Regions from separate parts of the Mus musculus genome. Here regions 2 and 3 are each linked to region 1. A link is a loop called in an ENCODE intact Hi-C map of the cell type or tissue named here. Cell type or tissue: heart. All regions are shown on one strand.

The links. A loop is a pair of places that touch in the nucleus more often than their neighbours do. Peaks named below come from ENCODE experiments on the same cell type or tissue, not always from the same donor. Only the 100,000 strongest peaks of a DNase experiment are listed, where the experiment ranks them.
Region 2: it touches region 1 in a loop (1.9-fold over the local background); 7 of 42 quality-filtered maps call a loop at or near these places.
Region 3: a loop joins it to region 1, with 2.2 times the contacts of the local background. A loop is called at or near these places in 4 of 42 quality-filtered maps.

What each region holds. Positions count from the first base shown.
Region 1 is chr5:73,990,342-73,998,341 of GRCm38, forward strand. No RefSeq gene overlaps it. Among named protein-coding and RNA genes, the nearest start is that of Usp46os1, 20 kb to the right of the region's middle. In heart, a CTCF peak has its summit at 3,373 (motif pointing right); no DNase peak of the experiment used is centred here; H3K27ac peaks cover 543 bases.
Region 2 is chr5:74,066,720-74,074,719 of GRCm38, forward strand. Usp46 (ubiquitin specific peptidase 46) reads right to left here and starts at 1,692. Exons shown (of 9, transcript NM_177561.3): 1 at 1,531-1,692. The coding sequence starts at 1,566. In heart, CTCF peaks have their summits at 1,843 and 4,035 (motif pointing left); DNase peaks (open chromatin) are centred at 152, 812, 1,742 and 2,162; H3K4me3 peaks cover 2,793 bases; H3K27ac peaks cover 2,959 bases.
Region 3 is chr5:74,191,969-74,199,968 of GRCm38, forward strand. It overlaps Rasl11b (RAS-like, family 11, member B), which reads left to right and starts at 3,358. Exons shown (of 4, transcript NM_026878.1): 1 at 3,358-3,622; 2 at 4,135-4,191; 3 at 5,299-5,375; 4 at 6,141-7,509. The coding sequence starts at 3,484. The coding sequence ends at 6,611. In heart, CTCF peaks have their summits at 3,186 and 4,588 (motif pointing left); DNase peaks (open chromatin) are centred at 3,253 and 6,163; H3K4me3 peaks cover 4,652 bases; H3K27ac peaks cover 5,241 bases.

The sequences.
Region 1 (8,000 bases):
AGAAGGAAGGAAAGGAAATAGTCCAAATAAAGCAATATGAGGCAAAAACCAAACCAAACCAAACCAAAGCAAAATCTTCAAAACTACCAGAGTTCACTTTGTGCTGGTCATCTCCGGCTCAGCATGGGGCCTACCCTTAAGTGTCATTCTACACCCAGTGAGACTCTCTAGAAAAAACTACTTTTCTCTTTGCAAGTGGTTGTCTATTGCAGATAGCTTCTGGATTAGAATTTGAACTCGAGTTACCTTCCTTCCCAGGACCACATCTTCTTGGATCTGTGCAGGCTCTGAGCATGCTGCCACAGTCTCTGTGAGCTCAAATGTGCCTCAGTCCTGTTGTGTCTGGAAGGCAGTGTGTTCTTGGTGTCGCCAACTGTAGGCTTAAATGTTTTCAAAACCTACTTTATTTAGGGTTCTTAAACGCTTCAACCTCCCTTCTAGCCCACCGACCAGGGGTAAGGGAGAAAGACGGTTAATAGAAGGGAGTTGTGGGCCTGTTTAGAAGTAGCTCCTTGGGGCAATTACACTCTTTGTTGTCAGGATATCAGCAGTGTAGTCCAATAGCAAACACCAAACATGTATCAATAATGATCCAGAAAGTCCAGAATCAGATGGAATACCACATGATGTTCTTTGGCGTGTTCCTATCCTCGAAGCGAAGACCAACAAAGACTAATGAAGACCAACAATGTAAAAGCGTCCTCTCACTGTTTGGGGGTTCCATTTCTATTCCTTCTCACCATTACTTGCCCTCTTAAGTGTCTGTTTTCAGCAAACCATCAGATGCCCCCTCACAAGACAGTGTCCAGGAAAAACATCACATGACACAGCTGAGTTGTTAAAGAGTCCAGAAATTTCCACTTCACCCAGCCTCACGAGCTCTTACAATGTTTCCTCCTCCTTTTCCACAGGGTTCCCTGAGCCCTGAAGGGAGGGGTCAGATGAAGTGTCCCAAGGTCTCACTCTCTGCACATTGTCCAGTTGTGTGGCCCATCCTTTTGAAAAAATTTTCAGAAAAGTAAGGGGTAATGGCAAAGTTAACAGACCTAAAAGAAGGACCTGTTTTATGCAAAAGTGTCCCACTTATACAAACATATGTAAGAACCATATTCATAACTATTTTCATTTTAATTTTTCCAATGTACATCACCACTTCCATTCACTGCAGCAGAGCTTAGGAGAGATGAGAGATCAAGTGGTCCGCCCTCTAGAGCTGCCTGTCGTTTGGATCACGTTCACACCTCCTGCGTTCATCTGAACAGGGCTGGTGAAGCCTGAGGAGTTGAGGCTCAATATCGGGTGACTTTCCAGTCCTCTCTGATCATCTTTTCATTGTGCAGGAAGGTAGGCCTGTGCTCCTGTGTGCTGCTATAACTTCCTAGCAGGATGGACGATAGGGGAGAAGCACGTATGCTCTCAGACTATTGGGGGAAAAAAATGGACCAAGGAACTAAATTCCATCCCCCGCCGCCAGGAGCCCTGTGCTGGGGAAAAAGAATGGCTGAAGTCCCAAGCCCAGGGGGAAGTCATGTCCTTAGAACCTCACACAGCTCTGACAGCTTAGCAGGGCTAAGACAATGATGGCAGGACCTCATTTGGACTATGACTGCCTGTGTACGCATGCCTCCTGCATACATTAAGCATACCCATTAACTCAGCATGCTGGGAGGGAGACTTGGGGGTCACTAGACTCCTTTCTTTGTTCTTTTTCCAGGTCTAGCCACACATGAGTAAGTCCCCTTTCTCTCCTTTTCACTCTCAGCTCTTTTACGAACATGGTGGGAACTGATGTTGGAGCAGAGCTTGTTGAATCTTTCAGAGCATGGCTCTGACCCTAACAGGAGCTTCAGTAACTGTGGGTCCAGCCTCCTTCCATAGTCTGCTCTTTTGTTCAATGAGAGTCTGCGTTTTTAATTCTCCCATAATAAGAAAGTTTTCTTAGACATAAAATATGTCTGCCTTCCCTGAAGTTTCTTTCTAAGATAAATTCCATGAGGCTGCTTCCACTGAGTGTTCAATGTGACAAAAGCCACTCAGTAGTCACGCTTCGGAAGAAGAGCGAGTTCTTTCTCCGCATCCCTTCAGCTCGGCTTCGCAAGTCTTCTTTAGTGGCGATTCTCACACTTCCACTGTTTGCTTCTTCACAGTTCCTCTTCCCAGAATGTCACAGCAGACTTCTTGTCCGATGCCTCACTCCCTCACTGTGTCTGCTCCTGGACTTAGGAGGCTCATGTAGTCAGCATCTTTTTACATGGTTTAGACTTGGGCGTCAGCAGATGCAACGACAAACATCTCTGGCAAAAAATAATCTAGGACGGTTCCAAAGTGCGCACCAACTTGCCAGAAATTCTTCAACAGCAAATAGGTGCTTCTGTACCGTTTTACGAAAGTGTGTGTGCATCAGTGCACAGGTCCATGTCTATGTGTGTTCAATGTGTGTACCCATGTGTGTGTATGCGCACATGTATGCATCTGTGTGCATGTGCATGTTTATGTGTGTGTACTCATGTCTGTGTACATATGTATGCATACATGTGTGTGCATGTCTACGTGTGTGTACTTGTGTCCCATGTATGTACCCATGTGTGTGTGCACACATGTATGCATCTGTGTGCATGTGCATGTTTATGTGTCTGTATTCGCATGTGTGTGTGCATGTGTGGAGGGCAGAAGACAACTCAGAACAGTCAGTTCTCTCCTATCGTATGGGTCCTGGGGATCTAACTAGGGTTGCAAGGCTGGGAGGTAAGCACTTCTACCCCGTAAGCAATCACACCGGCTCATCTTGTAATTTTTGTCAGCCAAGCTCCATAGGTTGTTAAGCATTGAGTCAAATGTCGATCAGTAAAAGCCAGCTATTGGCCTTGGGCAGGACACTAGGATTGAAGTTGTGCTATGTCCCCTTACATGCTTACTTTGGGCTGTTTGTCAACACTCCCTAAAATAGGAGGGTGGCTCCTTGGTCTTTGATGTAAGCCCTTCCATCCATTTCATATGTTCTCTCCTTCCTTCCTCCCCTCCTTCCCCCATCAGGAGGTTTTTCTTTGTAGCATTAACATGTTCAATGAGAGTGGCATCAATGTCTCTCTCAGGTCCCTTAATGCAGACCCATCAGGATCATGCATGTGTTTCGCTCAACCGCTTTTTGAGACACAAGATTTGAGAGACAAGCAGGTCACTGACTTCAAGAGCCCACTTTCTCCGAAAGGGCCTCTTGCTTTATTCTGCAGAAAGATGAGAGTGCTCTGACTTCACCTTTGGCTTGCTTTCACAACAGCAGCTCTTGGTTTGATGTTCTAGTTTAGGGTTTTGTTTAGTAGAAAACTGTGCCACTGAGCTCTTCTGAGAAAGCTCCAGGGGGTGTTTTAGGCCATTCTCACTAGAGGGCACCACACTCTACTATTGTGTCCTGGGTCAACTCTACACCCAGGGCGTGTACTTGGTCTAAGTCTAAGCTTAGGGTTGTGGAAAACTTTTGAGTGTACATAATAACATCCAGAGAGACTAGGACCATCTCAATTAAGGCTGAGTGGGCTTTCTGGACTTCCGTTGGGAAGGCTCTCAAGTCCCGCTTCAGGGTTCACCCTCAAGTTGGGGATTCTGGTGCTTCAGCAAATTCAAAGGCTCTGGAGACACAGCTGAGCCACAGGGACTTCAAGAGGCTCAAGCCAATGTGCTTTCCAGAAACTTCTATAACTCTGCTCTTTTGATAAGGGAGAGAAGCCTAAAGTCATTGTTTACTCGAAGTTGGAAGACTTGGCATACAGACCAATGCAACCGACCCCTCAGAGAAAATCGCTCTATTCTGCGGTCATTTTTTTCCTTCCCGCTCTTAGACCAGCAAGGCTCAGAACGTGACTTACATCTCCTTTCGCTAGACTACCCACACAATTACGGTATTAAGCTGAGTCCAGTGCAGCTGCAGCTGGGGCCATGCGTTATGCAGAACCCTGGGCATCTACTAAAGGGGTCTTGGAGCTCAAACAGCCCGAGCCTCCGGCTGGGACTGTGGAGGAGGACAACAATAGCTTTTCAGGATCCCGCACCATTAGGAAGTGGAGTGGTTCTCTGTATATCTTGATATCTGGGTCAGATGCAAGAGGAGACAGAGTGAGAATTGGTAAAACAGCATCCCTCCTCACTCAGACTCCGGGAGCAACGCTAGCTAGCATTTTACCATTTACACCTCGACCTTGTTCTTGCCTGCATCTAGAGAAAATTATGAAGTAGACATGTTTCTTGTCTGACTTCCTCATAGTCACAGCATGACCTCGTCCAAGGCTGCTGTTCTGTGAGATTGCTTGTGGCAGGCAAGGAGACCCATGGCTTAGCTCTGAGCAGCAGGCCAGCTCCTGTCAACATCCAAAGAGAAGCTTTCTCAGGCTAGCTCCTGTCTGTCTCAAAAGATCTTCCCTTACTGGCCTGTGTAGTCTTTCTGCCTAGTTCTCATAAGAAAGGTCTCTGCATGTTAGAGTTCGTCTCCACATGGAGAATTGCTGCTGATCCACACAGAAGTGTGTGTGTGTGTGTGTGTGTGTGTGTGTGTGTGTGTGTGTGTGTGTGTGTGGTGTATATGTGGGGGCTGGGGATGGGTGTATATGTGGGGTGTGTGTGGTGTGTATATTTGGTGTGAGGTGTGTGTGTGGGGGGTGTATATGTGGGGGTGGGGGTGTGTATATGTGGTGTGAGGTGTATGTGGTATGTGTGTGGTGTATATATGTGGTGTGTGTGGGGTGTGGGGGTGTATATATGGTGTGGGGGTGTATATGTGGTGTGGGGGCTATGTTTGTGTGGTGTATATGTGGTATGTGTATGTGTGATTGTGTGGTGTGTATATGTGGTGTGTATGTGTATATGGTGTGTGTGTGTGTGGTGTGTATGGCATGTGTGTGAATGTGTGGTGTGTGTACATGTGTGTATATGACATGTATGTGTGAATGTGTGGTGTGTGTATATATGTGTGAGATATGTGTATATGGTATGTGTGTGTGTGAATGTGTGGTGTGTGTGCAGATGCCAGAGATTCTTAGGGCTTGACTTCTTTGAATGGCTTAACTGTCACATCATTTTGTCACTTTACAGCTGTGTTTTATGGCCTTTAAGTATCTGTATCCTGGGTCCCGTATGACTTTTCAGGACAGGGATGGGATCTAGCTCAGTAGTGCAGTAACAGCCTATGATGCATAGGATCAGAGTTTGATCCTGGTCTCTTAAAGGTGTGGGCACCATAGCCAAATTGTGGCAGGGTTCCCCAAGGCTAGAAGCTAAGCCTTAATGAGTCTTAACTTATTCCCAAATCCTTCTCCAAACCTATGCCTTTATTCTCCTGCTATCTACACAGGCCCTCACCCCAGGACAGGTTCTTCAGAATGTTCCTTCTTCAGAGCCATCATAGGCTTCACAGATGTGTCTACTAAAATCCCACCTTTTGAGTAAACATCCAAAGCAAAGTCTTCTGAGTCCAACCAGGCGCGCTCTCTCTCTCCCTCTCTCTCTCTCACACACACACACATACCATACACACTCTCCACACACAGCTGGAGAATGAACTCTACTATGTATAGTCCAAGCATTCCGCATGCCTCCACTTGGCCCCATCCATCCTTCAATTCTTCTGGTGGTCATTTTTAGTTGGTTGGCACATGGATTCTCTCCAGCAAGAACCATTACGATAGCCTCTAGAATGTGATTGGCTGAATATGTAGACATGGTGGTTTTAATTGTTGGGTTATTTGGCTTCCAACCAAGTCAGAGCTGGATCTCCATTTGAATTTCCAAATTCCCACTGTCACGAGGAGGTGAAACCTAATGGGAGCCTAGCCTATGACACCTGCCTGCCTTTCTGATTCCCATCCAACCTGCATGCTCGCTCTTGAGAGATAAAAAGTAAAAGATGAACCCGTGTTATGCCGTGACGCTCCAAGGTAACAAATTACAGCCATGTAGCAAATGAGCACAGAATTAGGCAACCTTTTCTACATATTCTCATGTCATTTCTTACCCTGGTCTCTCATCACCAAAATGAAATTAATCTTCATTCTTTTGTAAGTTCCTCAGGTGTAGTCCAAAAGCACTGTATTTCAGATGGGCAGCTAAAAATCCCAACACTTGTTAGAAAGCCAGTAACAGTACTGATCACGCAACTTCAAGACTCTCATGCCTTGATTTTCCTGATAAGTCTGGCCAGAGTCTAAGGACTTGGTAATATGTAAACACGTTGATTAGAATACATAGATACTTGAGCTCACAAGAGGCACCATCTGGACTTTCAAAGGAATGGCTTTTGAGAAGATCTATTTTTAATCATGTGTGTACACACATGTGGGTGAGGATACCCACAGAGGCCGAAAGCACCAGATCCCCCCAAAGCTGGAGTTACAGGCGTTGCTGGGAACCAACTCAGGTCCTTTCGAAAGCATACACACTGTCCCATTAAGCCTTCTCTCCAAGTCCCAGAAAGTTGATTCTGTCAAAAAGATTAAAAGGCAAAATACTCTAATCTATTAGTGAGACATAACGGGTTTGTCCTTTGTTTAAATTTTTGCTGTTGACAGTAGGAGCTAAGACAGAAGCTTATGCAACCCTAAAAGCAGCGAGGAAAAGTGGGCCCCAAGGAAAGGCCCTGCATAGGGCACCCATGCCAAATGCCACTGCCTACCCCATAGGAGGCCGTTCTAGAACTTAAAAGATTCCATTTTTATGCAGATTTTTTTCTGAGGTAAGAAACAAGGGGGACCCCTTTTGTCTCATCTTTCTATACCTCCACAAGTGTTAAATAAGAATCCTCCCACCTAAGGTATCATTAGGAAAAGTAGTCTGCTTTGAGTATTGTCCTTGAAAGTTTATCCTTAAGAAAAGTGACTCAGCAAATGTTTTCCCATTCATGTAAGAATGAAGCCATGGACATGGGATTCCCTACTAATGGTGTGGGTTGTTTGCTTGCCTAAGATTTATTTTATTATGAGTGTTTTACCTAAGTGTGTGTCTGTGTACCATATACATGCCTGGTGCCCATAGAGGTGGGCATCAGACCCGCTGGAACTGAAGCTATGGATGGGGGTAAGCTATCATGTGGGTGCTAGGAACCAAGCCCAGATCTCCTGTGAGAGCAGCTAGTGCTCTTAATGGAGCCATATCCCCAGGCCTATTAAACTTGTTTTAAGCATCAATGAGAACAGAAGAACATTGGCTGAAGAGGATGACTTCTCATTCTGCAGAAAGAGTTCCCTGCGTGGCTTGTAGTGACAGGCCTACCTCTGAAGTCCATTTAACAGAGGAAGAAAACAGCCCAGGAAAGAAAATCTTATTCCCAAGAAGGTCTTCTGTTCCTTTGGGTTATCCTGGAAGTCGGGTGCTTTCCCAGCAGCCCATTTGCCCCGGTCAGGGTCAAGCATAGGAATCCAACTAAAGGTTCAGGAACAAAGAAACTTGGAGTTACCGACCCAGTCCCTGCTCCCAGCCTGTAGGGTCATCTTTCGATATCGAGGTCTAGTCATGGACTCAACTCACAATTTCCAGTCCACACATGGACCTCTTGAAGTCACTGACTTGAAAAGCCTTGGCTGTGACTACTGTGGGCTTTGTGCTTGACCACAGGGCAGGACCTACGCTCATGGATGTGGGTAGAAAAGTGGACTGCATCCAGATTTTTGAGGGCAGGGTCTCCACAAATCAGGCCAGAAAATCCAAGCCCCAGAACACACTCCTACTCCTAAAATCCAGTACTCACGGGACCCCAGAGCTGGAAGCCAGATCCTTACTTTAGAATCGTAGGTGATAACTAGTAAGCTCCCACACAAGGAATTCATTGTGACGTCTAACTAGCTGGTGCCCCATTCTTGACGCTGATATTTTTCAAGGTACTGTCTCCCCAACAGCAGCTTCTGGATTCTCTTCCACAGGCTGAACTATATTCCCAGCAGGGCATAGGTGTCGCCAGCCTCATCTATGCCCCTGACTTTCCATAGTCTGATAAGCAGGATCTCCTTCATGTTTTCAGA
Region 2 (8,000 bases), 76 kb after region 1:
GAGCTCGGTTACAGCTGAGACACTGAGAAGAAATGCATTGTCTTCTCAGGGCATCCAGCCACATTAATGTCACTGGACAGGAAGAAGCAGGAAACCTGCGTCTTCAAGCAGAAAGGGAAAATGACAAGGCTGCGGGAGCCATCGGCTAAGGAGATTTGTACCACCAAGCAGGCAGCTAGCTACCTCTCTGGGACCTCCTGCGTTTGCTCTGCTGGCCTGGACCAGCACAGAGAGCTGGGGCCAGCCCCAGCAGGTCTCAACTCCACCTGAGCTAACACATGGCTCCTTAATGTGCTGTGCCATGTGTTGATCTTGCAACAGAATGTGGGACAGAAGATTTAAAGAGCTGTGTGATGGGGGAAGGGCAGCCAGATCACCTTACCTGAGGCCTACTTAATCAGGCCTCCTCAGATTTCCTTTAGATGCTAGCATTACTGTCTAACTTGGTGGCGGAGGGGGGTGGGGGCGGGGATGGATTCCCCAAAATGGAAAAACAAAACAAAACAAAAAAAAAAAAAAAAACAGTGTTCCAGTTTGAAGGGGGTCTAAGGGGGTGAGGATACAGAAAGTACAGGCAGAACACACACCCTCCTCAACTCCCACACCCCAGTGCCTTACCCCTGACCTCCCTATGGCTCCCACAAGTGGGGGTGCTAGCTGAGTACACTCAGTGGCCCCAAGGGCTAGAAACTGGTCCCGAGGAAACTAAACAGAACTGGAAAGTAATGGGGGAAATCTAAATTAAAGTGACTGCTGGGTAACACCCCCCCCCAGACCCCCACCCTATCAGACAGACCAGGCAGTGTCCAAGCTAAAAGGAGAGGAGGCGGGGCAGGACAACCCCTGCAGACTTCCTCACACCTACAGCCACTCACTCCCAGGGCCTGCAAACGTTCCTGTCTCCTTATAATCTCCTGCATGCAGGTGGGGAAACTGAGGCCTCCAGAACAAATTGCCATGCTTTTCCGATACCAGGTTTTAGTTCACCTCTCTAACCAGATTCTTCACTTGGAATTTTTATTTTTTATTTATTTTTTATTTTTTGGTCACAGCTTTCATGTCTATCCAATTTCTCCTGGTAAGAGCACTGCTGTTGCAAAGTGAATCTTAAATACAATCAAGGCTGAACTCCAGAAGGAGCAGAGGACAGTCGGCGAGTCCAGTAAGGGTTTATTTACTGCACCAGAAGGATTTGCTTCCTTCCACTCCGGGCTCGTACCCTCATGGTCCTCCCTCGGGACTTCGCTGTGCAGCCACCTCGCACCCTCCACCTCCACCCCCACCCACCACCCGCACCGCAACTCGAGGGCGGGGGCATGGGGCCGCCCTGGGGATCCCTGGGATCCGCTCGGGGTCCCCGGCTGGGACAGAGGTGGGGGGGACTGCGGTCAGCCGGCCCAGCCTCGGGACCGGGAACTTCTGGCCGCACGGCCCCCACGACCGCGGCGCGCGTGCAGCTCCAGCCCGGGGTTCCCTTTCTTTGCCTGGCTCGCTGCGGGCGCGACCCCCGGAGGCTCGGCGGCCACTCACCATATTACAGATGGAGGCGATGTTTCGGACAGTCATTAGTCTAAAGGTTGCAGCGATCGCGCACCGCCATCTTTACCAGGGGAAAACGGGACTGTCCATGGTGGCGCGCAGCGAGGCCGGGTGGCGGCGAGGCGGCCTGGGGCCGGCTTGCAGTGGGGTTGGGCGAGCGAGGCCGGGCGGCGGCGAGGGCGGGGCGGCGGCGCGGGGCGGGGAGTGGCGGAGCGACGCAGCCCGGGCCGCGGCCGGCGGGAGGAGGAGCCCGGAGCCGGGAGGCGCGGAACCGAGGCCACTGCTATGCTCCCGCTGCCAGCCAGGACCCGCTCGGCTGACCCCACTGGAAGCCGTTCTTGCTCCTCTGCCCTAGGGTCCCGCTCGGTGCCAGCTGCACCGTAAGGCCAGCCCCGAGCAAACCCAGCACCGCGGCCTTTCCGCCGGACCCAGGACCGTACCGGGCACTGGGCTGGGGACCTACACCGCGGGGACACGGGCGTGCTCGCTTCCCGGTTTCCCTCTGCCCGTTTCTGCTGGTGTCCAGCAAGCCTTGGGCGTTAGGGATTAGCTAGTGGAGGATATGAATAAGGGTCTAAGGGTGAGTGTAGTCAACTTTAAAGTTTCTCTCCAGGGTTCTAGCCAGATGGCATCCGCCGGAACCCGAAAAGTAAAATGAGACCAGGACATGGGCGTGGCCAGAAAGCCCTAGCCAGCAGCAACCCAGCTGCCTAGGGAAAGGTTCCCAGAAAGGAAAGAATTCCGGGTCTAAGCAGGCACACTCGGGAGATTTGTGACATTAGCAGGTACAGAGGAAATGGCCAGGTTCTGGGCGGTACTAGAGGCTGTCCAGGAAATACCAAAACAAAACTTTCCTATCTCCCATCCTCGGAGCTCCTGATCTCAGTTTTGTTTGAGCTTTTACACCTTCCTGCGGAGGCCCAGACTGCAGGCTCAGGGTGCACACTGTACACACCACTTGAGGGATATGTTCGTGAGAACTGAAAGAGTTCATTTCAAACATGGGGAATAATTGTGCAGACAAGTTTGCAGTCCCAAGCTTTCCACAGGGAAGTTGTGCATGTGAAACGTGATAAATTCCCAAACCAATGTATTTTGTGGAGAATTAAATTAGGAGAGAAATTAATATAATTGAAGACAGCTCTGTCTAGCCAAGAGTAACATACTGGGGGCTGGGGGGCTAGGGTTATACACATAACATGAGAGCCATCCATCCATTGGTAATTCTTCTAGGATCTGGGGTGGAAATAGAAGACAAAACCACTGACTGAAGGGTGAGGGTGGGGGACGGGTCACATGGATACTGTATTTTTCAGTGTGTAGAAGGATTAATATTCCTGCTCACAATGACTCATTCTACCTGAATTTTACTTTCATTCTTTTTTACTGCTGTCAGTTACGACTCTTCCAGCTTCTACATGATTAGTTAATAGACATGGTTAGCTCCATAAGGCTTACAGAGCAGGTATCCAACCCAGCTCTGTGTTTCTCAAATAAATAGTACAGATAAAGGCATGCTAAACTTAGGAGGGGCACCATTTGAGGAGGGGGCAGGGGAGGGGGACCATCGATAAAACACCCTAACTATGACTGGCCAGAACACAGTAAGGTCCTGAAAAGCTTAAAGACTGAGAAATGTCACAAGCTGAAGGCCTCAGCTTTGTGCGTGGTTAGTCTAAAGCTTTCATGCTTTCTAATGATAAGCTTTGCGATTTTTTCCAATATGAATGCACTGAGTGCAAGGCCTACAGGGGTTAAAACACAATTGAGAGCTGGGGAGATGGCTCAGTCTATAAAGTGCTTACTGCACAAGTACAGATCTCTAGACTCACGTCCTGCCCCCCGCCCGAGTCCACACCCACAGGTAAAGAAACACAGTCATGGTGTATAACTATCCCAGTGCTGGAGAGGCAGAGAGAGAACACAGAGATGGGCTGGTATTTGCTGCCCAGCCAGACTAGTCAAATCACAAGCTACATATTCAGGCAAGACCCTCTCTGTCTCAAACAAGTAAAGTGCAAGGGGTAGAGAGATGGCTGGATGGTTAGGAGTGCACACTGCTCTTCCAGAGGACCTGACGTCAATTCCCATCACCCACTTAGGGTGGCTCACAAGTACCTGTAACTTCAGCTACAAGGTATCCCATGGTTTCTGGACCATGGCACCTACATCATATGCACATACCACCTACACACACACACACACACACACATCCATAATTAAAAATCAAATAAATCGGGCTGGAAAGATGTCGCAGTTGTTAAGAGCACTGACTGCTCTTCTAAAGGTCCTGAGTTCAAATCCCAGCAACCATCCTTAATGAGATCTGACGCCATCTTCTGGTGTGTCTGAAGACATCTTAAAAAATATTTTTTTAAAATAAAAAGAAAATGCCAATTTTTTAAAGGGGGGGGCCTGGTAAGATAGCACAGTGGGTAAAAGCACTGACCACTCTTCCAAAGATCCTGAGTTCAAATCCCAGCAACCACAAGGTGGCTCACAACCACCAGTAATGAGATCTGATGCCCTCTTCTGGAGTGAGCGGGGCCAACCAGAGGGAGCAGAGGTCCTAAATTCAATTCCCAACAACCACGTGAAGGCTCACAACCATCTGTACAGCTACAGTGTACTCATAGACATAAAATAAATAAATCTTTTTAAAAAATCAAATAAATCAGCTGGGCGGTGGTGGCGCACACCTTTAGTCCCAGCACTTGGGGAGACAGAGGCAGGCAGATTTCTGAGTTCAAGGCCAGCCTGGTCTACAGAGTGAGTTCCAGGACAGCCAGGGCAATATAGAGAAACCCTGTCTCAAAAAAACAAAACAAACAAACAAAAAAAAATCAAATAAATCTTTAAACAAACAAAAAAAAAATAAGGCAGAAAGGAGGGAGACATCCAACATCAACCTCAGGCTTTGACACATACAACGCACTCACACATGAACATACACATATGTTTACACACACAAACACCACTGGCACAGAGAAAACCAACCAGGACCTGGCCCTGGGTGCTGTGCCAACAAGAAAAAGGATTGTTTGGGTACCCTCTAAACACCTAAAACCAAGTAGACTGTAGACAGGTTGAAATCTGGGTGTGGTGCAGTGTAATCCAGCACTCGAGAGGCTGAGTCAGAGGGACTGCCACATGTTCAAAGCCCACCTGGGCTACATAGTGAGTATCAGGCCAGCCAGGGAGAGGTAAGAAGATTCTGTTTACCTCTGGAAGAAGAAGGAAAAAAAAAGTTGAAAGGCTATGGGTTAGTCAGCAAATCAATCGAACACTGCAGAGTTTATCCAACTCATGAATGATTAAATGTGTTTTACAATTCGGCAAGGTTGATATAAACAAGTCTCAATTACAGAAGGCTCTTGGATTAGAAAATTGTAACCCTGGCTTCACTGAGTGGAGAACTACCCAGGTAGGAAGAGGTCAAACCTCACAGATGGTGCCTAGCTAATGAGTGGATTTTGAGGGAAAGTGTGTCTCTATAGAGACTACAGCTGATGTGAGATCTATGGCTGGAAAAGAATAGCCAGGACATGGAAAAATGGTTTCTAGGCCAGCATCAACCTAAGTGGAGCAGAGCGAGGCAGCCACTCCAGGTAGTGTGCTCCCTGCTGTAAAGTGCGACCCATCGGCTAGCACTGGCATTACCTAGGATGTGGTAACTTGTATAGTTACAAGTCTCAGAACAGGTCTAACTCTACTTCAGCCAACCCTTGTGATGGAATTCACCATGTGCCCACCCTGGAATTATTCTGTGTCTTCCAGTAGCCACTGCCAGACCTACTCTGGGAAAGATCCCTCTCCCATGCTGTCTTAGTCAGGGTTTGTATTCCTGCACAAAACACCATGACCAAGAAGCAAGTTGGGGAGGAAAGAGTTTATTCAGCTTACACTTCCACATTACTGTTCATCACCAAAGGAAGTCAGGGCTGGAACTCACACAGGGCAGGAACCTGAAGGCAGAAACTGATGCAGAGGCCATGGAGAGGTGCTGTTTACTGGATTGCTTCCCCTGGTTCACTCAGCCCAGGCACCACCCACAATGGGCTCTCCCACCCTTGATCACTAATTGAGAAAATGCCTTACAGTTGGATCTCATGGAGGCATTTCCTCAAGGGAGATACACAGAACTGACCAGTGCACGTGCTCAAACCCTAGGGTTCAAATGAAAGAAAGAAAGAAAGAAAGAAAGAAAGAAAGAAAGAAAGAAAGAAAGAAAGAAAGAAAGAAAAGGCCAGGCGTGGTGGTGCACACTTTTAATCCCAGCTCTTGGGAGGTCTTATAAAAAAAAACAAAAAAAAAAACAAAAAACAAAAAACATTTAATTGGGGCTGGCTTACAGGTTCAAAGGTTCAGTCCATTATCATCAAGGTGAGAACATGGCAGTATCCAGGCAGTCATGGCACAGGCAGAGCTGAGAGTTCTATGTCTTCATCCAAAGGCTGCTAGTGGAAGACAAATTTCTGAGTTCGAGGCCAGCCTGGTCTACAGAGTGAGTTCCAGAACAGCCAGGGCTCTACAGAGAAACCCTGTCTCAAAAAAAAAAAAAAAAAAAAAAAAAAAAAAAAAAAGCCCAAAACCCAAGGGTTCAGGTATGTCTTACCTTGCACCTAGAGTGAGAAGGAACCTCATGGTCCAGCTACAGAGACTGATTTCTTCAGTAAAAAGTCAGCCCTGGGACTTCATGTGTACATGTGTGTGTAGGGATGTGTGCAAGTGTGTGTGTGGGGGGGTGTGTGTATGTGTGTGTGTGTGTGTAGGGTTGTGTGTGTGTGTGTGTGTGTGTGTGTGTGTGTGTGTGTGTAGGCAAGGTTAATATTGGGTGTCTTTGGAGGCTGGAGAGATGGCTCAGTGGTTAAGAACACTGACAGTGGCTCACAACCATCTGTAATGGGAACCAACGCCCTCTTCTGGTGTGTCTGAGGACAGCTACAGAGTACACACACAAAAAAAAATAAATAATTAACAACATCAACAAGAATAATTTGGGTGTCTTCCTCAATTAGTTTCTACCTTATTTTTTTTTTTTTTTGAGCCAACGCATCTCACTGTGCGCCCTTCCCAGCCTTGAGCAGGCTGAACGGACCTTCCACGTTTGCCACTGGATGGACCTTACAGACCTAGGTGGAGTCGTCCACCTTGGTTGCATGTGCCACTTCCTACAGGAACTTAGAAGAATAGACTGCCCACTGAACTTGCTTTGCAACATAATCCAGATGAAACAAAGGATGGGTGTCTGTGGGCTTGCCCTATAGAAATGCAGTGCTGAATATTAAACTTGGAGCTTTGATTGGAACCTTGTCTTGGCTTCATCCTTCTCATGCCCCCCCCCCTTTCATTTCCAGTCCCCCTTTCAGGTACACCCAGTTCAACCATGGCCTCTGGACGGCTACATCACTGAAACTGGAGCTCACTAATTTAGCTAGGCTGGTTGGGCAGTGAGCCCCAGGAACCCTCCTATCATTGCTTCTGCAGGGCTGGTGTGGCAACCTGCTCATCTTTGCACGTGGGTGCAAGTGATCCAAACTCAGGTCTCATGCTTCTGTTGCAAGGCCTTTACCCACTGGACAATGTTCCCCGGATGCATTACAGGGTCTCACTCTGTGGACCAGGCTGGCACCCATGACCCAGAATGAAGCCAACACTGGAAAATGGCCCAAGACCTGGAAGAAAGATTCTATCGTTGTTCATTCTATTGCTGCCATATCTAAATTCCAGACTTTTCAGTAACCGAGAGCAGTGAAATTATTCTTTTCCCTGACCAGTTCAAACTGAGCATCTACCACTGGAGACGCAAAGAATCCTAAGGTAGCAGTGTCTCCCGGCTCCCAGGACTCAGGAAGCTCATTCAGAAGCCACAGATGATGCTCCTGTCTCTCCTCTGCTCTCTAGCCAGACAGCTCAGGGTCTGCCTCCCAGATTGCCCCTCACACATTCAGTGCTCTCCACCCCTCATCTGATACGAAGGGGTAGTCCGGTGTCTTTTGCCCCCATGTGACACTTGAGGAACCGGTGCATTGTCCATTGGAGCCATTATCCCTCAGTCAGCCAACCAACACTAGACACTCTCAGCTCTCCAGTCTGAGCACAGCAGCCGTGACTTGGGACAAACCCCGACGGTGGGTTTTGGAGCTGTTTCGATGCTAGCAGTGCCTCTGCCACTTTTGGAATACTGTTAGTATAAAGTAAGGCCAGCTTTGGAGTGAGCATGACATCAGAATTCCTCTAATGCAGTGATTCTCAACTTGGAAGCCAAACAACCCTTTCACAGGGGTTGCCTAAGACCATCAGAAAACACAGATGTTTACATAACGATTCATAACAGAAGCATAACTACAGTTAGGAAGTAGCAATGAAATGATTTTATGGCTAGGGTCACCATAACATGAGGAACTGCATTAAAGGGTTGTAGCATTAGGAAGGCTGAGAACCATGGCTCTAATGGGATA
Region 3 (8,000 bases), 200 kb after region 1:
GGGAGGGAGAGAGTGTGTATACATCACTTCGAAACATCATCAAGCTATTTATATATGCAACATATTTATGTACATACAGGTGCGTGTGGTTATGTGCCAGTGCGCAAGTGAATGAACACACACACACACACACACACACACGTTTGAGCAACCATGTGGAGGTCAGAAGTCTATGTTGAGTGTCTTTCTCAATTATTGCCTATCTCATTTATTTTTAGACATAATTTTCTCACTGAACATAGAGCTGTTTCTGTTAGACTGTTTGGCCAGCAAGCCCCGAGATGGAGTTCCCTGTCTTCATCTCTCCAAGGCCTGGACTGAAGCTGTGTGCCACAGCGCCTGGGTTTGTCTTTTGTTTTCACATGGGATTGAACTCGGGTCTCCTTTCTTACTCACAAAGCATTTAACCAACAGAGCTATCTCCCCAGCCCTCATTTGGTTGGTTTTAAATATCATTGATCACCTGCCAATTTGTGGTTTGTGTTCATCATGGGCCCAGTGATCTTTTTGAGGATGTGTGTGGAACTTTGTTCTCTCATTTTTAAAGAAAAGATGCTCTCAGATTCTTTAGCACAATTTCCATCTAAAGGTAGGACCCATGTGCCTTGCCGAACACTTGGATCTGTGTGAGTTCTGTGTGCTGGGCCATTAGCACATAATAGAGCAAAGCTTTGCTGGATTCCATGTACAAGCCTTAAGAGATGGGGTTCTACTTCCTGTCTTCAGAGTGTCCTCTTAGAAGTCACTGTGTTCTGAAGCAGCTTGAGTTATGCTCAGCTCTTCCCACCTTTCTGATTGAAATGCAGATGTGTGTGAATGAGGAAGCCATACTGGATGGCCAGCCAGAACCGTGAGTTAGGTTAGAACCTAACTCAGCTGTCATCTGACTTCCATCTTTCACCAGGAGAGAGTCCAGGAAAGAACGGTGCCATTGTGTCTGGACAAGGACCGTGAACCAGTTTGGGGTGGTTTATGGAGCAGCAGGGGAATGGCTCCTAGAAGTAATGATAGTGTCTGCCTTATAGTCAGTCATAGAGCAGAGTCAGCCTGCTTCTGGCTTCGGAGTGAAGGGATTACATGATCATTTTCTCCATAACCTTAGATGTAAAAAGTGAAATTTCTTTCCTATAGTCTGGAATAAAATAGATAATCATGTCTCCTGTCCTGATCTGCCCTCTAATTTGGTCTCTTTTTTTTTCTTACAAATTTGGGTTTCCAAGAAGTGATAACTAAGTGTTATCATCTGAGGTTAACCAGATGCAGGTGGGGGCTACTGGGTAGATGGTTTTAAAGTAACACCCGTTCCTTTTCTCATTTCCCCTCCTCCTCCTCCTCCTCCTCCTCCTCCTCCTCCTCCTCCTCCTTCTTTTCTCTCTCTCTCTCTCTCTGCTTCTCTCTCTCCCTTCCTTCCTCCTCCACTTCTCTCTGTGTTTTAAGTACAGCCAGTTCATTTTGACTTAAAGTAAGTATACTCTATTCAGCCTTCATGATGCAGACAGAAAAATCACTGGTCTGGTTAGTCCCATGGTAACGAAAATGAAACACCAGACGCTAAAGTGATTCAAGGCAAAATTCCCTTTGAGAATCTTTATCAGGTCTGTGTGTGCAAAAAGCAGCCGAACAAATGTTGTAGACTACGTAATTATTTCCCATGTAAACACTAGAGAATTGCAGGCTAGAGGGCCGGGGGCTGAAAGGTGCACGGTACCTTAATTATAGCCTTGCTAAGTTTGATTTTATAGACCGGCAAAACTCAAGTTTGATTTAAACCACACAGAAAGACATGATGCAAATTGGCCATGCCCTTTGTCCCAGACTCAGACGTCTGATCTTGCTTCAGTCCAGTGTTTTCCCTAGAAGGCAGACTTTTACTACCGTGACTGCTCAGCCTGTTTGCCACCCCACCCCCTCCATTCTGTTGTTCATCCTGGAAGACTTAACCAGGCAAGTCTACATAATCTTCCTAGTTCCCCTCCGATTTCTTCACCCCTTCAAACTGTTACTAGATACAGGGTTTGTCCCGGTCTGACCAGAGTAGGAGGGTAAATTCTTATTACCTGGTGAATGAAGCCCAGAATGGACTGTGATTAAACAAGAAACGGTGTGTTGAGCCTGGAATCAGCTTCTTTTGCTTTTCTACCTTCAATAAAGGTGTACAAAATGCCACAGGCTTTGCTCTTAGGCACCAAGATAAAAGGCCCTGAGGGTTGTAAGGGCATGCTGGTGGCGATAGATAAAGTAGGTTGCTGAAGTTGGGATCTGGCCAGCAGTTGTCTGTGATTTTCTCTGATGAGGACACGGGGGTACTTGGTATTTTTATGAGTGCTAGACTCCTCATCTTCCTTGGCGACAAGCCACTTTTAACTAACCTTTATGACTAGGCTAACCGTGGGGCCCCTCTGCCTCCCGGTGAGTCCAATCCACAGCTGCACTGACTTCTTGTCTTACCTTTCACAGATCTGGGAGGAGGCGTGACTGGGCTAGCCATGCAAGCTTGTTCTAGTGACTTTTAGCCTGGCTTTGCCTCTCGGGGTGCGGTACTTGCTTTCCACGTTGTGTGCCTTCTCGTGGGCTTGCACTGTTGGCAAGAACTAGAACAAAATAGGTATTTTGCCCCAAAGACAAACGCCACATTTTGGGTCACGGAGGGGTGCCTTTGTTTAGGAATACAAGGATGGGGAAAATGTATAATCCAGGATAATACTTTGAATGTAGCCAAGTCAGTGCAAAGATGTCGAGCGCACGAGCAGAACATAGGGCAGGGCCAAACAGGGCAGTGACCTATGGGGCTCCCAGCAGGTTCCTTGGGGTCAGAGGTGGAGAAGCCAGTGGTCAGAGAGGTTAGGGGACCTGGGACCCAATTCAGAGAATGCCTAGGGACTGACCTACGGAGGCCCAGCGGCGAGGTTGGCAGACAAGGGTGGGTGCTTCTAAACCCACCGCGGATCTGAGATCCCGCGGACACGCCAGGTCTCCTATGAAGGCAAGGACAGATTCCCCCCACGTGGACCTGAGACCCAGCAGACACGGCCAGATCCCCCCACGCGGATCTGAGACCCCGTGACCCCGCAGGCACCGGTGCGGCCGCGTGCTAGCGCAGCGGGAGCCGGCTGGGTCCCGCACGTTGCCACCCTCGCGCCGGCCGCCCTGTTTTCCTCGGATCTCACGGGGCCCCGCACTCGCTCTCGGCTCCTGTGGGGGCGCAGCCTGGTAGTGCAGGCCGTGGGCGGGGCCTCGAGCGGGGCGCTCGGGGATTGGCTGCTGGAATGGAGGCGGGGCCTGGGCCAGAGAAAACCCGCGCCCCGGCGGCTGCCATCCCAGCCGCGATCCGGAACCCCCGAGCCTCTCTTCTCGTCGCGCTCTCCCGTTCTTTCCAGTTTCTGCCCGCGCGCCCTCCGACGGGGTACCCTCCTCTCCTTGCAGCGCGAGCCGTCTCCTGTCCTGACTTTCCTCCCCGCTCCGTGCAGCCGGGCCGTAGCGGCGATGCGCCTCATCCAGAACATGTGTACCATCGCAGAGTACCCCGCCCCAGGCAGCACCGCTGCCGACTGCTGCCTGGGGGCTGCGGGCCGCCGGCTCGTTAAGATCGCCGTGGTAGGGGCCAGCGGCGTGGGCAAGACCGGTGAGTCCATGCGAGGAACCCGCTTGGTGGAGGGGCGGGACGTGGGAGACCCCCGCTCGGACTGGAACTGAGAGACGGTGGGCGTTGCAGTGGGATCCTCTGCCTCTTCATGTCTCTGCTTTAACGAAGAGGGTCACTGGGGCCCAGAGCGTCCCGCCGACTTTCGGGCCAGAGTAGAACTTTGGGGCTTTGGGCTTTTGGCAGGATCTGGGGCGGAATGGGGGAGCTAGTGATTGTAACCCCTCCAGGAGTTCCGTAAGGTTAGGAAGAAGTTTGCCTGCTGGAAGGCTTAGGTGTGGCCCAGCTGGGCTCCGCGGAGGGGCTGGGCCTCAAGACCCTTCCTGCTGGCAGAGCTGTAATTCACTCCTACCTCCTTGTGTCTGGTAGAGGGTCAAGGAGCCCTCGGTGGCCGGCTGTGACTTTCTTTGGAAGAGTTGTTTTCCAGGTGGGGGTGGGGTGGAGAACCGTCTAACTTAGTGGGTTAACAGTCTGTTTTCTTTTCTGAATTGCAGCTTTGGTGGTCCGATTCCTCACTAAACGATTCATCGGGGACTACGAACGAAATGCAGGTGAGGAAACGTACGGAGACCAACCCTGTTGGGATGGCCGCCCTCATTTCTCAGTACCTTTAAGGACACTTCCTTCAGAGTGACAGTGTTTAGCATCAAGATTCTGCTACTTCCAATTCTGCACGCCCCCTCCCCCTCCCCCTTCCCCCTCCCCCCAGCTGCCATCTGGCCTCATTCCATTCTTGGCGCATTCATCATTTTATCAAGTGCCCGAAAGTATTCCCTGTGGTATGTTTTAACTATAGGGACCCCAGTTGGAAGCACCGTTTGTACTCCAAGGCCTTGTCCTTTAAAACATGCCTGCAAAAGTCATAAAAAAAAAAAATACCCAACCAAACAAAAAACCCAGCTGCAAGCTCCTCCCCCACCCTCTCCCTCTGCTGGCTGCCTTTCAGGGGCGACCTTTGAAAGCAAAGGCCAAAGAAGAGTTGTAAGCCTAAAGTTCTTTCCTTAACAAAGACAAATAAGTAGCTGCTATGATTCTAGCAGGGGGAGAGCAAATTGCTTAACTAAGTAGACTGTATGGTTAAATTAGTAGACTTGTATTAAGTACCAGTTGGGGATTTAGTTGAAATGAGCCATATAAGCTGTCCCAAGATAAGACCTGGTGGCCTTCTGCTTTGATATAGAGCTGATCAGAATCATGGCACATATTCATGCTAAGAGGGATGCTAACTGTGCATTTACTAACCGTGTTTGCTTATGAAGCTATTGTGGGCAAAATATAACTGTTCAGAGAATGATAATATAAAATAAAAACAGAAACCCTGCGTATACTGAGCCAGAAACTTTCCTCCGTGGAACTACTCTAAATATGGAAACTCAGTTAAAATTAGACCAGCAAGTTTCTAAAAACCCACAAACTTTGACCTACTTTTGATAAAATTTGATAATCTACTAGCAGGGGCTTAAGACTGCACGTGGCCTTTAAACAAGATCTGAATTAAGTGCATTAACTAGAAGTAAATCACATCTTTCTCTTGTGTGTATCGGTGCAAGTCGTGGTACATTAAAAACAAACAAACAAACAAACAAAAACCCAAACCATAATGTTTCCCGAGGCTGCACATGAAAGAGGAACACACTCTCCTTTCTCTGTCTTCATAGGTAATCTCTACACAAGACAAGTTCACATAGAAGGAGAAACGCTGGCTATTCAGGTCCAGGACACTCCGGGCATCCAGGTGAGACACTGATGCTGACAGGGCCAGAGCAGACACCGGCGGCTGAGGCACTGCTCACTTGTTTAAGTGTAAGGGACACGAGATGTGGGCAGTCAGGTCTAGACGGTACTTGTGGTTTGACAGTTAAATTGTACCTGACCGCAGGTCAGCCTTGGCCCGGTTCAGTTTGGGGAGCTGGGAGAAGAAGGGGAGCCCCTCTTGTAGGAGGGGAATCACCGGAGCAGGGGGAACCAAACCAGCCCTTAGAATTGGCAGTACTTCCTTCCTTTGGTTTTTATTTATGTGCCTTTGGCATCAAAACCCAAATATTCAGGCCCAGTCTCCAACACCCGGAATCACTTTTATGTTGTGGAAAGTTTCTCTGTAGACAAAAGAGCTCTGCTAGGATTTTTTCCCCCCTTCCCCGTCCTGAACTGGGCAGTTATCCAGGTTTAAATGCTTCCAGCTCCTATCTTCCCCAGACTTACTGTCTAGCCAGTTAATTTCCCATTTTGTGCAACTACAAAGTCGCTCTGCGTGGAGTTCTCTGCAGGTCCATTTTCCACTTGAGTGTGGTGAGCTGCCCTGTTATTTATTCCCTCCAAGCAGCTGGATCAACATATTGTTAAGAAAGCCCAAGTGTGTGGGGAATAGAACTTGTTTACAACCCGTAACCCGCCATCCATCGCTATGAAGGGTTCTTTTGAATTGAGGGATGTGCTGTGGCCAGAGCTCAGTGCCGTGCCCACTGCTAGCTGCTCACCTTGCTCTCCCTCTTCTCCTCAGGTGCACGAGAATGGCTTGAGTTGCAGCGAGCAGTTGAATCGCTGCATTCGCTGGGCAGATGCCGTCGTCCTCGTGTTCTCCATCACGGACCACAAGAGCTACGAACTCATTAGCCAGCTCCACCAGCACGTGCAGCAGCTGCACCCGGGCACTCGGCTGCCTGTGGTGTTGGTGGCTAACAAAGCTGACCTCCTACACGTCAAGCAGGTGGACCCTCAGCTTGGCCTGCAACTGGCCAGCATGCTCGGCTGCTCCTTCTATGAAGTATCTGTCAGTGAAAATTACAACGACGTCTACAATGCTTTCCATGTCCTGTGCAAAGAAGTGAGCCCCAAGCAGCAGCCCAGCAGCACCCCCGAGAAACGCAGAACTTCCCTCATCCCCAGACCCAAGTCGCCCAACATGCAAGACCTGAAGAGGAGGTTTAAGCAGGCTCTGTCTGCCAAAGTGAGGACTGTCACGTCGGTCTGAGGCACGACTCCTGGAGGGGGTTTGGTCTTCTGGGCAGAAAGCCCGAGGTTCTTCTTAGATGGGACCATGGCAGGCTGACAGCAGTTATGGTTCCAGAAAGAGCAGTGGCAGAGGGGCCTGAGGGGCCTTTTGGAATTCTGCAACAAAGGAAGTGAGGACAGATGGACGGATGCGGGACTGATCTGCCAAGTCGTTTACGTGGGGATGGGGCATGCTTTTGTTCCTCACTGTCTTCTAAGTGATGGTCAGGTGCACCAAAAACATGGATGTGGATTGGGGTGGGGAGGAGAACAAAGAACATCATGGGCTTTCTCTCTCTCCCAAGGGGAGGGTTTGCTTTTCTCATTGACTCCAACGTGTTCTCTTTACAGGATAACTTTCTGACTTGAAGGATATCTAGGTTTCTTTAAGAACAAGGAGGGACTCTCCCCACCCCATAAAGTTCAAGTTTTAGACCAAAATATTCCGTGTACAGACACCCGTGAGCTGTGGTCTGTAGGAAGGTGCTTGGTCTCCTGACACAAGATGGGCACCGGGGTTGAGTAGCTGTGAAAAACTCAGCTGTGGGTTGCCTAACGTGACGATGTATAGTCGTGTGTGTTGTTGTTGTTGTTGTTTTTCTTCTTTAAACTGTGGCATCAGGTACAGAAAAAAGTGTTAGTTGATGGTGGCGTGGTTTGTGTAAATGACCCATGGCAATGACGTTGGGTTGCTTCCTGGGCCTGGCTGAGTCGTGGCTATGGGTGCTGAGATACTGAGATGCTGTTTTCAAGAGTGACCAGATGCAGGGCTACCTGCCGAATCCCCTACACAGATGCACTTTAAGAAGCCGTTTAAGCTTTGGCTCAAACTGTAATTAATTTATTTTATGTACAATAAATCTCTCATTTGATAAGAACAGACATCTGACTGGGTCTTTATTGAAATGTTTTCCTTCTGCCCTCCAGGACGCAGTTTTTAGAATCCTGTGTTTATTGAGCAAGTTGAGTCAGGGAACAGGCTGACATTATATCTCACAACATGTGATCAGTGAGGTACATTTTATTATCCACATTTTACACAGTACAAAAAAATATCCTTGCAGAACAAACTCACTAACATGAAGTCTACAACCTGCAAACATTGTTGCTTGTAACCTGGCCTTTCTATTCCAGAGTTGTATGTCTCCGTTTCTTCATGGTCTTCTGGGTAGACCTACTGTGTGTGTGCACATCACAGTAGAGCTGCTGTGGGTGTGTCTGCTTCTCCACAGAAGCAGTGCTTCTTCATGCTTGGTGCACTCCGTGAAGCTTTTTGGGGCACGCCGTGTCCGCAGGCTACACTTTAGTCTCATAGTAAGAGCTTACAGCCATTGCAGCTATTCAGGGGCTATTCCCGTGACGCGATTGT